2 separate regions of the Homo sapiens genome follow, and region 1 is linked to region 2. Evidence: read pairs that join two places in POLR2A ChIA-PET (ENCODE). Cell type or tissue: A673. All regions are shown on one strand. Links, peaks and the distances in the headings refer to the core of each region. The heading gives the core; the rest is flanking DNA. Region 1 overlaps RIPK1 (receptor interacting serine/threonine kinase 1). Region 2 overlaps SLC22A23 (solute carrier family 22 member 23).

Region 1 (5,381 bases), core at 169-5,168, 370 kb after region 2:
GATTGCACCATTGCACTCCAGCCTGGGCGACAGAGCGAGACTCCTCTAAAAAAAAAAATACCACCACACAGCTGGGTGCAGTGGCTCATGCCCATAGTCCCAGCTACTCAGGAGGCTGAGGTGAGAGGATCATTTAAGGCCAGGAGTTCAAGCCTGCAGTGCACTATGATTGTGCCACTGCACTCCAGCCTGGGCAACACAGTGAGACCTTGTTCTCTTACAAAAGAAAAAAAAAAAACCCCATCACACCATACCACTTATTTAGCTATCTGCCTCCTTTTACTCTCCTACGTCATATTAGCTATTGATTCATGAGCAACTAGCGCAAGGCCTTCATCTTAACAGGCACATAAGCTTTTAAAAATGTTTTCAAATCATTTGACTTTGGTAAACAATTTTTATTTTTGTTTTAAATCCTATCCAGTGTTGTTGCCAATAATTTCTATATTTAATTTAAAATAAAACTTTGTTGAATGGTATCAAAGTGCAACCACTAATATTCTATCTGCTCTCACGGTCATTTATAGTGTATATCCTTTCATTAATCCATATTTAATGTCATCCCATCATGCATATACTCTACATCAGATGATGTCTGCATCATGAAGACAGGGCTTGTCTCTGAACTGTAGATTGCAGAGCAGCGGACAGGTATGGTAAACAGCCAATCACATTCCTAAGACACAGACTATGGAGGACTGTCCACAGGATCGAGAGGATGAAGAGACCACTCTCAGGGCAGTAAAAGGCAAGGAAGATTTTCTCTTTTTTTCAGAGACAGGGTCTTGCTCTGTTCACATGCACCTTTTATTTTTTGTAGAGAGGGGATTTCACTGTGTTATCCAGGCTGGTCTTGAGCACCAAGGCTCAAGTGATCCTCCTGCCAAAAGTGCTGAGATTACAGAAGTGACCCACGGAGCCCAATCAAGGCATAGATGTTTTAAGGAGAAACTGACTTCAGGAAATCCAGCCTGTAATCCCAGCTACTTGAGAGGCTGAGGTGGGAGGATCACTTGAGACCAGGTGTTGGAGTTCAGCCTGGGCAACATAGCAAGACCTTGTCTCTATAAAAAAAGGAAAAGAAAATTCAAACTACCAAGCAATTTGCAAATTTGATGCTAACGAGCTGCAAACAAACACCCCAAGGGGAGCCATAACAGACAGCCAGGGCCCAAGCGCTGGGGATCCCCGTGCGGAGGGGCCCTCTCTACCTCGGCTTTCAGCACGTGCATCAGGTTGCCCTTCTCCATGTACTCCATCACCAGGGAGTACTTCCCTTCCTCTATGATGACGCCCAGGAGCTTCACCACCCGGCTGTGTCTCAGTCTGTTCATCATCTTCGCCTCCTCCAAGAGGGCCTCGTTGTGCCTGTGGGCAGGAAAGGTGCTATGCTGAGGCTGGCAGAGCCAGCGCCTCAAGAGCCTGGTGCACACCTCCAACACATCACTCCCACGTGCTGGGGTCATGCTTGGGTCTGTACCGATCTCTTCCAGGCACAGGCCAGAAGCGTTAGAAGGCAGAGCGGTTTCTCACTTCCTCACAGTACTCCTGCCCAGTAACTGGCAGTGCATGCTCCAAAAATGTAAATCAATGAAGGAATGAATGAATCAATGAATGAAAAGTACATGAACAGCAGCAAGGTAACCTGAAAAAAGACCGTGCTGGACAGAACGATTAAAAAAAAAAAAAACAGCCTCTCTCAAAACCACTCTGACAAAGGAGGGAGAGAGGTGAAACCACTCTACTGGTTGCTTTAAAGGGAAGGCTCTCAGAACCTCTCAGGAATGAACTGCCTTTTCATTTTTATACTTAGGGCTGGTCCTCACTGAAAATGTGAAGCGAGTGAATAGGTCTGTCTTCACCCATCCTCCTGTTTCCTTTTCATTGTCCCCCCACCACACTTATCTCTTTGTCTTTCTCTATTTCCTTCTTGTTCATGTCTCTTCTGTTACTTACCAGCTGTGAGAGTCCTTCACTACCCAGTCTCAGAGTCCACATCAGCGACAATAACAATCCGAAGAGCCATCGTCACCCTGACATCTTGGCAGGCTCCCTCTCACTCTACCCACCAACGGCTCCGCAGCAGCCAACGGCTCCACAACAGCCAACGTCCCCATCCCGCTCAGAACTTAGCCCACCCACCCCTGCTCCCTACTCACTCAATGCAGTTGGGCCCCTTGTACACTGTTTTCATGATCATGAGTCCCTGGGTTCTGTGGAAACACAGAGACACCTTCCCAAAGCCTCCGCTGTCCAGTTCTGCACTCTCCAGGAAGTCACTGGATTTCATCTTAATGACATTCAAGGACATGTCTGGTTGCATTCTGAAGCTCAAGAACGCCCAAAATGGTACCACTTTTTCCCCCCCCGGCAGAGCTGTACCCTGTAAAGAAAACAGAGAGAAAACCTCAGGGCAAGACTATATATATATATATATATATATATATGTTTTTTTTTTTCTCCTTTGGAGACAGGGTCTCACTTTGTCAGTCAGGCTGGAGTGCAGTGGCACAATCATAGCTCACTGGAGCCTCGACCTCCTGGGCTCAGGCAATCCTCCTCCCTCAGCCTCCTTGAGTAGCTGGGACCACAGGTGCACCCCACCGTGACCAGCTGATTTTTTAATTATTTGTAGAGATGGGGGGGCCGGGGGATCTCACTATGTTGCCCAGGCTGGTCTCAAACTCCTAAGATCAAGGGATCCTCCCACCTCAGCCTCCCAAAGTGCTGAGATTACAGGTGTGAGCCATTGTACCTGGCAGAAAAGATCATTTTTAAAAACTTTTGTTAACATTCCACCACATGCTTGGTGTGCCTTGGATTTCTGAGGATAGACTTACAGTCATCTGATGAGCTATTTTTCATATTTTTAAGAATCAGAGAAGACTATAATATTTATTCCCTCAGCCTTTTTATTTCTGGCAATATGGAGCATTAGAAAATTTTAAGAACCCTCCAGCTATAAAGGACACAAGTATGTTGGACAACATAATACAAACATTCATTGAAATGCATACCAAAACTCCGTGGAAAGGAAAAGAACTCTAGGGACAGAAACAGAGCACCGGAGGCAGGCAGTAGCTCACACAGGGGAGTGCCAACCTCGCCATCCAGAAGTCAAGGTTTAAAGCCCAGCTGAGGTCAAGGAATACAAGAAAAGAAGGTAGAATGAAGAATCCCCCCTTAACACGGCACTGCTCAATGTGCAACCCTTTGATGAAAGGATGAACTAGAAAAAAAGCAGCCCATGGCAAACAAACATATTTGTCTTGGACTGGGCACAAGGTATTAAAAAAAAAAAAAAAAAGTTTGTGCAAATTTATAACCTTGGGCCTGTCTTGAAATAGATACAGACTTTGAATTGAGAGGATCGCCTAAACTATGAACTTTTACACAGGAAGTGGTCACAGGCTGATGCCATCCTGAGGTTATAGGCTAAAGCAAACAACAACCTCAAGCCAGGCCAGACAGAATTCCTACAAATACAAATTTAACATGAGCTCCCTTTCCAAAATTATAAAACACAAAAGAAAAAATTCACTGTGAGACAGACCCTGCAGCTACAGCAAGCAGCACTAGTAAGCACCAAAGAACTTCAGTAAATTAACAACTGAAAGGCATTAGAAAATGAATAGGTTTAAGTAATTATGAACAAAAGAAGGAATCTGAAGAATATAAAAAGAACAATGCAAACTCTAAGAAGAAAATGTGAAAAAGGAGTAGAATTTGGAGAATGTCCATCAGGGCTGTGAAGTATACAGTGTCAGATCTCAAAGCACAGCTATTTGCTTCATCCTTCCTCCCTTCTTTTCTTCCATTCATTCATTTTCCCCAAACTGAAATATAGAATAAAAACCCATGGAGAACCACAAGGAGACACCACTACACAACTACCAGGATATCCAAAACTAAAAAGACTAATACACCAAACACTGGCAAACATGTGAAGCAACCAGACCTCTCAAACATCACTGGTGGGAGTATAAAATGGTACAAACACTTTGGGAAAAGGGCTGGCAAAAAGCTTCGTGGCAAAACAGAAACTCCATGCAAACCAACAGGACACGGACACACTGGTGTGTGCATGTGAATGTGCGTGTCTGTGTTTTGCTTTGAGAGTAAAAGGAGGGCTATGGATGTTTTGTATTCCAGAAATACCCACATCCCGGCTGGGCGCCGTGGCTCACGTCTGTAATCCCAGCACTTTGGGAGGCTGAGGCGGGCGGATCACGAGGTCAGGAGTTCAAGACCAGCCTGGCCAACATGGTGAAACCCCGTCTCTACTAAAAATACAAAAATCAGCCAGGCGTGGTGGCACGCGCCTCTAATCCCAGCTACTCAGGAGGCTGAGGCAGGAGAATTGCTTAAATTTGGGAGGCGGAGGTTGCAGTGAGCCGAGATCGCATGCCACTCACTGCACTCCAGCTTGGGCAACAAAGTGAGACTCTGTCTCAAAAAAATTAAAATAAAATAAAATAATAAATATCTACATCCAGATACAGACCATGAAAAATACTCTTTCTGGGGCATAAAATATTCATTGAAATTTCATAGGCATTTATTTTGTTTATAAAACCACAAACACCTGCACTATGACCCAGCAATTCCAATCCCAAGAGAAATGAAAACGTATGTTGGAAAACACTTGTAAAATGTTCATAGCAACTTTATTTATAATAGCTCCAAACTGGAAACAGCTGCCCATCAGTAAGAGAATGAGTGAACACACTGGTGTATGAACACGATGGGATACTACTCAGCAATAAAAATGAACTACTGATACACATGAATGAAAACCGCATGAACGAAATGCAAAAACGTGATAAGTGAAAGTCGCCTTATACAAAAGCATACATACTATGTAATTCTATTTATATGACGGTTCAGAAGTCAAAACCAATCTGTGTCAGAAAAAGAACACTGGCCGCCTGTGAGCACGGTGAGGCTGAGTGGGCAGGGGCATGAAGGAACTTTCTGGGGTGATGATAATGTTGTAGGATATCAACGGGGGCTAGGGTTGCAGGCATACGCATCTGCCCATACTCAGCAGATGTACTCCCAACAACAGCAGGTAAATTTTACATCAAAAGACAAACCTGTAAACATATTGAACTCTAGCTATGGTATGCATGCTGAAGTATTTCGAGATGTGTACTGATGTGTACTTGGAAATACATCAAAAAGTCAGACAATGACGGACAGATGACGGGAAAGGAGATGGAGAATTACACGATGAAGCAAGCGGTGTTAAGACGATAGTCGTGGTGGACGTAACCTTCAGACTTGGTGTTTTTCATAATAAAATGTTGGAGGGCAGGGAGTTAAAAAATGAAAAAAGAAATACCTTGGGGAGAGGGGACTCTGGAAACTCCTAGGCTGCC
Region 2 (5,381 bases), core at 181-5,180:
CTGAATCTGTTGGTTTCTAATACTCAGCACTTTCTTGAGTAATCTCTAGAACTTTTGCCAATAATCAATGCCAGCTGAACTTGCCCCAATTTTTTCTGTATTTGAAATGTAGGATGTTTGTCCAGCTCCAATCTTCTGGTAGCATTTCCTCTGTTCTCATGAATTTGCAAAGATTTCTGACCTTTATCCTGAAAGTTGCTTAAATATCCTGGGAAGTAATTTGTATCCTTTTTCTAGGGCTAAAGAGTAGAAGTTATTTAAAGTGACTTTAAGTACAATTTAATTAAGACTAGAAATAATTATATCATTGCAACAGTAACACTTTTAAAAATAGCCCACAATTCCATGATCCTAGTTATCATATGATGACTAGTTTTCACTTTTGAAATGCCTTACACACAAACCTGTTTTCACAGTTCTAATCAAAGTGTTTATTTAATGGAATCTACTATTTTCTTGACACCTCATCAAAAGAATTTGTCCATTTCTTCCGAAACATTTTAAATGCATGATATTTTTGCTGATTTATTAAAAGTTCTTAAATTCTTTTCCTAATACCGAACTGACGGCCGGGCACAGTGGCTCACGCCTGTAATGCCAGCACTTTGGGAGGCCGAGGCGGGCGGATCACGAGGTCAGGAGTTCCAGACCAGCCTGGCCAACATAGTGAAACCCCATCTCTACTAAAAATACAAAAATTAGCCGGGCATGGTGGTTTACGTCTGTATTCCCAGCTACTCGGGAGGCTGAGGTAGGAGAATCGCTTGAACCTGGGAGGCGGAGGTTGCGGTGAGCCGAGATCACTCCACTGCACTCCAGCCTGAGCAACAGAGCGAGACTCCGTCTCAAAAAAAAATAATAAAATACTGAACTGACTACCATGAGGTCATCCCAGTGGTGGCTTTTGTCTAGTATATGCAACAACAGTGGATATCTTCATGCATATCTATTTTTAAAAATTGACTATAGTAGGTAATACATGTACATTGTACAGAAAGCATAGCATAAAAGTAACATTTCTTTCTGTCTCTGCCCCCAGTTTCCCTCTTCAGAAGCAACCATGGTTACCAGTTTCTCACATCCCCTTCCAGAAATGTTCTACTTTCATTTACATATTTTGTCTCAGAAACACTAGCGTATCCGAAACACTGTTTTTTCACTTATGCTGGAGATGAATACATCAGTACATAGAGATACTCATTCTTTTTTATGTCTGCATAGTATTCCATTGTCAGACTGGACTGCCATTTATTTAACTAATCACTTACCGAGGAAGCATTAAGTTTGTCTCCAGTCTTTGCTGTTATATTCACAATATATCACGAAATCTTGGCATGCACAGACATTTGCACACGTGTAAGAAATTTTTAGAAGTGGGAGGGTGAAAGTAGGCTGCATTTTTATGTTAATACTGTCAGAGTGTTTTCTGTAGAAATCTTAGCTATGCACAATTATACTAATAATATGTGTGGTTCTGTTCCCTACACCCTCCCTGACCCAGGGGATTATCAAATCTTTACATATTTTCTAGTTTGATGTGCAAAAAATTGTATTTGGTGGTGGTTGTGACTTGCATTTCTCTTGTTATGAAGGAAGTTAAACATCTTTTTGAAAGTTTTTGAGCCATCCATATTTCCTGTTCTTTGAACAGTCTCTTCATTTCCTTTGCCTTTATGTGTGTGTATATGCTGTGAGAAGCATTATTTTCTTATGTATTTATAGGTACACTTTATGTATGATGTAAATTAACCCTTCTGGATGACTTGTAACCATTTTCCTCGAGTTTGCTGTTTGGTTTTTTAAATTTTGTACATGATATTTTTGTTATGTAGAAACGTATGGTTTGGTTAGAGTTGTATGAATTAATCTTCTTTTTTATGATTTCTTATGTTAGCTTTAAGGCTTGGAAGATTCCTGGAAGACTGGGGGGAAATCCTATGTTTTCTTCTAACATTTTTATGATCTTATAACTTCTTTATTTTGGGGTTGGAGATACCTGTTTTGCTTTTCTGAGCTATTAGGATAAATTGCTAGAAAGGTCAGAGGATATAACCAGCATTTCATGCAGACGTTGACTTGCTTGTAACAACGTCCTAAACATTTAGTTTGGCAGTGGCCCTTATTAATGTAAGGATTAGAGGCTAGCCAGCTGTTAAGCAGCCTTTCCACCTCCGTTTGGGAGATAGCTGTCTTCCCAGGTCACAGGTCTCCCTTTCCTTCTTCATCTTCCTGTTCTGAACCATCTGCAGATCTCTCCCTCTCCCTCTCCGTCTCCCTCTGCCTCTCTGTAGCAACATTTTCTGCAGGTGCCTTTACTTTGGCCTTTAGTCCAAGATAGGATTGAGTCGAAAGTTGGTGTCATTTAAAAACATGGTGGGGGCTGGGCGCGGTTGCTCACGCCTGTAATCCCAGCACTTTGGGAGGCCGAGGTGGGCGGATCACGAGGTCAGGAGTTCAAGACCATCCTGGCCAACGTGGTGAAACCCCGTCTCTACTAAACATACAAAAAAATTAGGAGGGCGTGGTGGCGGGCGCCTGTAGTCCCAGCTACTCGGGAGGCTGAGGCAGGAGAATGGCGTGAACTCGGGAGGCGGAGCTTGCAGTGAGCGGAGATCACAACACTGCACTAACTGTCTGGGGGACAGAGCCAGGCTCCGTCTCAAAAAACAAAAAACAAAAAACAAAAAAACATGGTGGACTTTCTGAATCTTTGTCCTGAGGTTGCCACAAACTGGTGGTGTGTGGGAGCCAGCTTGGCTTCTATTGACTCTGAGCCTGCTGCACGTGTCTATCCAACTTCACATTCAGTAATGTCATGCTGGCAGCTTGAAATTCACCATGGTGGGAGCATTTACACCATAGGAATTGGCAAACAGTGGAGATCAGGGTTTTTTTTCTTCATAGAGCCGGTTGTTAAACATTTATCACACTAATGAGTGTGACCCTGGACCACTTGAAAAAATTTTTTTGGCCGGGCGCGGTGGCTCACGCCTGTAATCCCAGCACTTCGGGAGGCCGAGGGAGGTGGATCACCTGAGGTCAGGAGTTCAAGACCAGCCTGACCGACATGGTGAAACCCCGCCTCTACTAAATATACAAAAATTAGCTGGGCATGGTGGTGGGTGCCTGTAATCCCAGCTACTCAGGAGGCTGAGGCAGGAGAATCGCTTGAACCCAGGAGGCAGAGGTTGCAGTGAGCCAAGATTGCGCCATTGCACTCCAGTCTGGGCAACAGAGTGAGACTCCATCTATCTCAAAAAAAAAAAAAAAAAAAGAGAGAGAGAGGCCAGGCATGGTAGCTCATGCCTGTAATCCCAGCACTTTGGGAGGCCGAGGTGGGTGGATCATGAGGTCAGGAGATGGAGACCATACTGACTAACACAGTGAAACCCCATCTCTACTAAAAATACAAATAATTATCCAGGTGTGGTGGCGGGCACCTGTAGTCCCAGCTACTTGGGAGGCTGAGGCAGGAGAATGGCGTGAACCCGGGAGGCGGAGCTTGCAGTGAGCCGAGATTGCACCACTGCACTCCAGCCTGGGCAACAGAGCAAGACTCTGTCTCAGACAAAAAAAAAAAAAAAAAAAGAAAGTTTCTTTCCTCTCTCCTCCTTTTCACAGATTTGAGTGCCTGTTCTGAGCTGAGCATTGTGCTATGTGTTGGGGATACAATGATATGTGAAAGTAGACAGCTCAGCTTCCATAGAGCTTAGAGACTTCTGGGGAAGGCACACCCAAACTGATCAAGTAATAATCTTTTCATTACAAAGTGAGTTAAGCGTGTAGAAAGAAAGGGAATTGAGAGACTAGAACAACAACAACAAAACCCTGACCTAGACAGACTGGTCTATGTAAGAAAGTGACATCTGAGATGAGAGCTGAGGTTTGAGTAGGAGGTAGAGAGAGAGGCAAAAGAGGAGAGATGTGTGTGTTTTCCAGAGACAGCAAATGGCACTTGCAAAGGCCCTGTGGTGTGTAGGGCCTGGAATTGATAGCAATTGATATGGGAATGGGGGGTGGCGATGGCTTATAAACCGTGCTAAGAACTTTTCCTCTAATTTTAGAGCAAAGGAAAACCATTAAAGAGTATTAAGTGGGATAAGGGATATGATGCAGTCAGAGTTCGTATTTTTGAAAAGACCTCTCTGGCTGCAGTGAGATCTCGCGTGGTGGGGAGGGGAGGCTGTGCTGAGTGCACAGGAGAAAGCCAGCGAGGCCTGTAGAAGATGCTGATAACTCCCCCAGGGCTGACGGGGAGGCAGACACTCTCGGGAGATACCAGGGAGATGCCCTTAGCCAGCTGAGGTGAGGCCTTGGGAATGGAGGGCTTCAATGGAGGGCATGTGGAGTGAGACGAGGGCCTGGGCCCAAACACCGCACGTACGATGGAGACTTGGGGCTCTGTAGCCACCCATAGGCAGAGGGGAGGGAGGAGAGCTTTTGACAGGGAAAGGCAGCCTGACCAGAGGTTCTGGAGGAAACTGGGCCTGTTTGGGAAGCAGACATGCTGGCCTGCGCAGGGGTTCTGGGGATGAATAGTGGGAAGTCCTACTGGAAGCTCAGAGGCCAGACAAGGGGGCCTGAGCCTGTTCCCAGGGCTGTCGATAGAAAACTCGGGGCCTTTGGCGTGTTCTGCCATTTTCTCTGGCCCTCCTACTCAACAAGGGAGGATGCTAATTAAGTTTCCACACAGCTGAAAGACCCAGATATGTGAAACCATGGGGCTAGAATTTGCCTTCAAATTCAGCTGGCTTTGCCTTTGCTAATTGCTTAGTCTAGGTAAAAGATTGTCCTGGGCGTGGCCATGTTTAATATGATTATCTAGTCCAAGCCTTCAGTTTAGATGAGAAGGCTGAGCTGGAGGGCCATTGGCTTGTCCAAAGCCACCAACCTATTAGGGTTTGAATTCAGTTCTCCTTATCCTCTGCCCCAGAGTGGCCCTTACCATGGGAGAGGGGCTGGGAAGGGCTGGCAGGGGCTCCCACCCTTTGTGACTTCTCCCTGGCGCTGGCCTTTCAGAGGTGACCCTCCCGTTGTGCTTGAGAATGGTGGTTGCTGTATGTTTGGGTTTCTGGACAGTTCAGCTGTGGCTTTGCATGGGTGGACTTCCGCAGAACACCTCTCTGGGCAGATTTCTCTACTCTCTGTCTTCTTAGTCCCGGCTAGCCAGGCCCCCATCTTGTCTTGCTGCTTTTAACACCACAGGCCCGAGAGACAGAAAATAAGATGGAAACCTGCCCACATCACTTCCCTGCTTGAAGCCTTCCATGGCTCCCCATCACTGCAGCACCCATCAAGGGTGCCCTCAGCCCTGAGCCCCACATGTCTTTCCTCTCCTCCCCTGCCACCCCTCCTTGTTGTAGGGGGCATCTTGTATATAT

Evidence for each region. Peaks named below come from ENCODE experiments on the same cell type or tissue, not always from the same donor. Only the 100,000 strongest peaks of a DNase experiment are listed, where the experiment ranks them.
Region 1: POLR2A ChIA-PET joins it to region 2 with 5 read pairs; 2 of 35 experiments call an interaction of 5 or more read pairs at or near these places.

Annotation. Positions count from the first base shown.
Region 1 is chr6:3,073,766-3,079,146 of GRCh38, reverse strand. It overlaps RIPK1 (receptor interacting serine/threonine kinase 1), which reads right to left. Exons shown (of 11, transcript NM_001354930.2): 2 at 2,160-2,383; 3 at 1,212-1,368. The coding sequence starts at 2,323. Among named protein-coding and RNA genes, the nearest start is that of RIPK1, 8.0 kb to the right of the region's middle. RefSeq lists enhancers at 818-1,792, 4,987-5,381. In A673, for the core only: no CTCF peak of the experiment used is centred there; no DNase peak of the experiment used is centred there; H3K27ac peaks cover 848 bases.
Region 2 is chr6:3,445,791-3,451,171 of GRCh38, reverse strand. All of the region lies in intron 1 of SLC22A23 (solute carrier family 22 member 23), which reads left to right. Among named protein-coding and RNA genes, the nearest start is that of SLC22A23, 8.6 kb to the left of the region's middle. RefSeq lists enhancers at 3,897-4,443, 4,444-4,991. In A673, for the core only: no CTCF peak of the experiment used is centred there; no DNase peak of the experiment used is centred there.